2 separate regions of the Homo sapiens genome follow, and region 2 is linked to region 1. Evidence: chromatin loops called from intact Hi-C (ENCODE). Cell type or tissue: ovary. All regions are shown on one strand. Links, peaks and the distances in the headings refer to the core of each region. The heading gives the core; the rest is flanking DNA. Region 1 has its middle 290 kb from the start of SORL1-AS1. Region 2 overlaps LOC107984402 (a long non-coding RNA gene).

The links. Peaks named below come from ENCODE experiments on the same cell type or tissue, not always from the same donor. Only the 100,000 strongest peaks of a DNase experiment are listed, where the experiment ranks them.
Region 2: a loop joins it to region 1, with 2.2 times the contacts of the local background. A loop is called at or near these places in 1 of 110 quality-filtered maps.

What each region holds. Positions count from the first base shown.
Region 1 is chr11:121,740,493-121,743,409 of GRCh38, reverse strand. No RefSeq gene overlaps it. Among named protein-coding and RNA genes, the nearest start is that of SORL1-AS1, 290 kb to the right of the region's middle. In ovary, for the core only: no CTCF peak of the experiment used is centred there; DNase peaks (open chromatin) are centred at 1,199 and 1,954; H3K4me3 peaks cover 539 bases; H3K27ac peaks cover 2,500 bases.
Region 2 is chr11:121,873,699-121,876,615 of GRCh38, reverse strand. The region is part of intron 1 of LOC107984402 (a long non-coding RNA gene); the gene reads right to left. Among named protein-coding and RNA genes, the nearest start is that of MIR125B1, 220 kb to the left of the region's middle. In ovary, for the core only: no CTCF peak of the experiment used is centred there; no DNase peak of the experiment used is centred there.

The DNA.
Region 1 (2,917 bases), core at 158-2,657:
CCCAAAGCAGATTAGTGGCTGGCTGGGGCTTGGTTTAAAGTAGCATTTGTGTTATATTCAAATGGGTCTCAATAGCTTTAAATTAAAGGGTAAATATACTTTTATATGTGTTCAGTGGGGCACACTGATTCCTGATCCTTGAAAACTTGTAAGGCCACCTTAGCTTATCATGACAGGAAAGAAGACCAATTATGTTATGGAGCTCAAAGTAAATATTTTGGCCCTTTGTTATTTAGTCTTAACGGGACACTCATGGCAAATGAGGTTAAAACGTGGTTGAATTTAAGGGTATGATTTAACTTTCTTCTATTACAAATGAATGTGAGGTTAAAAGTCAGGTTGGTCAGAGAGAACCCTGACCAAAAAAAGATTGTCTAAATGGACATGCCAGACCCAGATCAGAATTGGGAACCACACAGAGGCAGCAGAACTTTTGAGTAGAGTAGAACTCAGCAGACAGAAAAAAAGAGAATCTCATGCTCTAATCCTGGTCTGGTCACTAACTTGCGGTGTGACCTCAGAAAGTTCCTTCATAGCTCTAGATGTTTCCATGGACTCACTGATCTGTCCACTCTAGACCTGGGCTGCTGAGACTCATCTCTTTCTCAAACCTTAGTTGTTAACATCCCAGTGAGGCTGGTGAGACCCCTCAAAAAAGAGAGAGCTGTACTGGGTGTAGGAGAGAGAACTCGGTAACAATGGAGAATGGGAGACAGGGAATAAAGAAAGGAAGTAGAAGAAAGGGAACATATAAAAAGAATGCACTTAATTGGAGTGGTTTCATGTCCACGGAATCAAAATAATGCCTTCACAAGCTCATGAAGGTATGGATAAGGTAGGAAACCTATATTACAGTATTAACTCTTAGACAAACTAGCTGTATGACTCTTTTAGTTTCCATATTTTTTCTCTATAAAACAGGAGGTTTCGGCTAGATGGTCTCCAGGAAAAATAATATGATGAGTCTAGGTTTAAGGATAAATAGCACATAATGTATACATAAACCTTGAGGGATCTGGGAGGAACCAACACATGCTTCGAAGTGGGCACGGTTTCTATCTCAGAGCCTCCCCGTCCTCCAGAAAGTGGGCCCCTCCCTGTCAGACTTCCCAGACTGCGCTGGCGTCACCAAAGTGCTGCTGGGAATTTCTCTGCACGGCCCTGTTCCTAAATCAGCTCCCAGGAGATTGGAGGATGGAGGAGGGTGCCAGTTTAAAGCAGGTCTGATATGATCCAGGACCTGATAGGGTTTCAGCTGCCGGCTTTCTGGCAATTTGCAGAGAAATTAAAGAGATTCTTACAGAGGTTAACTGGCTCAAGTCCTAGGGAGGGGACGCTGTTGCTCAGAAAGAAACACAAAGACTAGATTCATCTTGTTCAAGAATTATAAATAGAACAGTCAGATTAGATTCAGCAGAGGAATGGGGGCAACACGAAGGAGCCAAGTTCTCTCCAAATAAAGAGGCAAGGCTCCAAAGACTCCCAAAGCTCTGAAACAAACATAGCAGGCTTTCAAAAGGGGGAAAAGGAAAGATAGGAAAGAAGAAAACTTCAAGAAATGGGACTTTTCTTTTAACCCACAACTCTTTTCAGGCAAGAAGGCAAAATCATCAGGTCCTGAAAGAGGTTAAAAGTAAATTATCACCCCATAAGGAGTCATTCATTGTAAAAGGAATGAAAATAGTTTACTGCTCTATGGAAAATGCAAGCTGCTTCCAAACTTTAGGTTAAAAACTTGGCAAAGGGAGTCTGACCTCTCTGTGCGTCTGTCTTGGAGATGTTTATCCAGCGGATGGAGATACTGAGATGGGCCTGGCTTTTCAGGTTTGTTTTTTTGTTCCACATAAGGTTTCCATCAGATACAGTCTGCAAATTGGTGCAAGCCAGGAGGCTGCTGGAGGAGAGGCCCTGATTTAACTGCAGCAGGCCCTGTCTAAACTAGAAAGAACTCTGCTTGGTAAGAACCAAGTGACGGTACACAGCCCAAGCTGAACGCAGCCCTGGGAGCTGGTGGAAAGCGTACCAGCTCCTGCTTTCCAGGTCTCCTTCCAGCACTAAATGCCATATGGTCTTAGACAAGTCACTTGACCTTGCTGGGCTACAGATTCCCCATCTGTTTCACAGTGAGTCTGGCTTCCACCTACATCTCAAGGTTGTTTTAAGGAATCATATAAAATGAAAAGTTCCGTAGAAATGCCTTTGGTAATGTAGGCAAAAAATAGTTCCCTTCAAGGAGGCCCTAAGTGCTTTCTACAAAACCAGAGATAATGGAGACTGCTGTCACATCAAACATTTCCTGTTCTCCACAGGATGTCACCTAAGTACCTCCAGTCTTCCATCTTCTAAAAGACAGTCTACAGAGGCAGTGAAACACAGGGATTAATAGCATGGGTTTTGGTTTAAGACAGGCTAGGATTTGAGCCCCTGCTGTTTCACTCATTAGTAGTATAATATTGGGAAATTTTCTGTTTGTTTCTCAGTTTACTTCACTGTTAAATGTGAACAATGCTGGCCTCCCAGGTTTTCTGTAAGGAATAATACAAATGGAGAATATGTAAAAACCACATAGCATGTGCTCAATAACAAGTGGCTATTATTTTTAATCATTACTCACTACCATGGCCACCAATTTTATTATCTCTGTATTGAATCAGACAAGCACGTCTTGATTTACTCAAATGACTCTAGCTGTAATTTAAGTCATTTTGTTTTGTTTCCTTAAAATATGTATGTTTTTCTTATTATAAATGTAATATATGGATATAATTCTGCTTCCAGGAAGATGAAGAGGGCATAACTTTCCATATTCTTCCTGCTAAGTATAACTAAAAGCACTGGACAGAATATATGTAAAACAAACACAGATGGAGAGAAAATGGTAGACCACCTGGGGACCTCAGGGCTCCCCAAAACAGCA
Region 2 (2,917 bases), core at 119-2,618, 130 kb before region 1:
TGTTCATTATATGTTAGATATTATTGATGTTAAACAGTCCCTTACAGAGGTGTCCAGCTCAATGTCACAGTAACATGGCCTCGCAGTCCACATGTAAGCCTCTAACTGGCATGACCTTTTTCTCCAGCACCTGATCTAGTCTGTAAGCCTTCTAGAAAATTCTTAAAGCTCATGGTAGAAGAAAGTTTTTTCTTACATACATGATATACAATATACACACACACTTACAAAATAGATGTCCATATACATCTTCCTACTTTCTAAAATTAAATATTTAAAATGGAAACTTAAGTTGTCAAATAAAATGAAACTGGCCCCCAAGGAATACAGGCACATTACTTTGGTAACTCCCTGGACCTACCGAAAGTGCCACCCGGGCTGCTTCAGGAGTTATAATCCTGGAAATTTTATTACGTACTTAACCATCCATGTAGACTTGGAACAAAAATCTTCAGTTGTTCATATCTAGCTTTATTTGTAGGCAGCCTAACAGATGTGAATTAAGGAGTAGCAGCCTCTGTCCAAAACACCTCCCTCATTTGCTGTGGAAGTGCTAATGGAGAGTTACTCCTCTGTGATAAGACTGCAGATATGTTTATTAGAGAAAAACCATCTATGGTGGTGTTAAGGACTGAATTATGCCCCCCTCCAATTCATATCTTGAAGCCCTAATCCCCAATATAACTGTGTTTGAAGACATGGCCTTTAAGGAGGTGATTAAGGTTAAATGAGGTCATATGAGTGGGGCCCTAATCCAATATGACCCATGTCCTTATTATAAGACAGACATCAGGAATGCGTATGCACAGAGAAAAGGCCATGTAAGGACACAGCAAAAAGGTGGCTGTTTGCACACCAAGAAGAGACGCCTCAGGAGAACTGTGCTGGAAGTTCAAGAGCTGGCACCTTGATCTTGAACTTCCAGCACCCAGAACTGTAAGAATATTAATTTCTGTTGTTTAAGCCAACGAGTCTGAAATGCCAAAAGACATGCATTCTCCATGTTAACGAAAGTGTCCTCAAATAGACTAATGAGTGAGACTCCTGACCATCACCACAGAAAGCAGCTGACAGCACTGAAACTCAAAACAGGGCAGTTTAGCTGGAAGAAGGGGCACTAAGAGTAGATGGGAAAGACTATTTCAGCATACGGACTGTTGTCAAGGGAAGACAGATGAGAACAAGGTGCTAGAGTGGGCGGCCCTGGGCAGTTCTTTCTTCGAGGCAGTGGGGCTTCTGCAAATGAGAAGGATGGAGGCTGCAGGTTCAAGACAACCCTTCTCTTGTAATGCACTCTGACCATGGCAACATGGTACCAGGGGAATGATCACTACCATAACCAGAAGGGCTGTGTCAGAATATCTATTCAGCAGTCTATCTCAACAGACCCTGAGCCATGATGTCTGCAGTCTCTTAAAATGTTTAAGAAAAATACAGCCAGCAGAATTCCTGGGGATGGTGAGGTCAGGGCTTGAAGGGGTTCAGGACTCAGAGTATGGTGCTTGGAGAATATTTGAATGGTTTTCTTTCCACCACTGCTTTTCCAAGCACATCTAAACACCACCCACATGCCACTCCCATAAGATGATTCTGGTTTGGTAGTCCAGAGACCTGAGTTCAAGACCTTTCTAAGGGCCGGGTGCAACGGCTAATGCCTATAATCACAGCACATTGGGAGGCCAAGGTGGGAGTATTTCTTGGACCCAGGAGTTCAAGACCATCCTGGGCAACATCACAAGACCTCGTCTCTACAAATAAAAATAAAAATTAACCAGGCAGGGTGGCACGCACCTGTCGTCCCAGCTACTCAGGAGGCTGAAGTGGGAGGATCGCTTGAGCCTGGGTGGTCTAGGTTGCAGTGAGCTATGATCACACCACTGCCCTCCAACCTGGACAACACAGTGAGACTCAACAAAAAAAAAAAGAAAAAAAAAAAGAAATATATCTGTGAAACTCTTCTAAATTCATTGCTTTTAAAATACAACACTACAAGTTATCAATCTTGCAAGTCCAGGTTTCCTCCTTTTTAAAAGTGTGGTAATTTTAGGTGGTGAAGTATACAGAGAACCCTAGGCCACAGCATGAATCTGTACTCTAATCTCTGCACCCCCTGCTCGCTCTGTGGCATTTGGCATACATGCCTCTTTCCTGTCTAGGTCTCAATTTCCTTGTCTATAAAGAATGGGGATAAATTTTATCATTTATAAAGTCCCTGCCAATTCCAGAGCTCTGGTGTGCTATTAAAAAAAAATCCTTGAGGGCAAAGAACAGAGCGTGTGTTTGCGTGTGTGTGTGCACGCGTGCACGCACTGCATCCTCTTAGCTCTGCAAGAGGTAGAATGGACAAAGCAATTTGTTCACTAAAATGGCACAATCATTCTTGCTTTGATTTGTCTGACTATAGGAAGCACTCATCGCCACAGCACTTCTACCCACACATTAAATATTACCAATCAGCAAAATGTGAAAATATACATGTGGAGTGCAGAAAAACCCACTCAGGGAGGATACTTAGAGAAGGTAGGTCCTAAATTGCAAATGCCAGGAAAAAAAAAAGAAATCCACCCCAGCTGCCCCTCTGGCTGCAGTGAAATGCCAGGGCACTGCACAGGCATCTTGAGAACTTGGAGCCACACAACAGGGTGCATTCAGTGCTCCAGAGCCATCCGCTGCCCCACATGCTCTGGCACCAAGATACAACGTACATGCCAGTCCCTGAATTACAGTCAACCTGAAGCAGCGTCCGCCAAAGATTAAATCAAAATTTACCAGGTAAAACCCAAATGTGGTAAAGGTTCCAACAGGACAATTGGGAAAAGTGTATTAAAATGAAAAAAGAAGAGAAAAGTTTAGGGGAAAAAAAGATGCAGCCAAAACAAGGCAGCCATTGGAATTTGCCAAGTGGCTCCTTTAATTA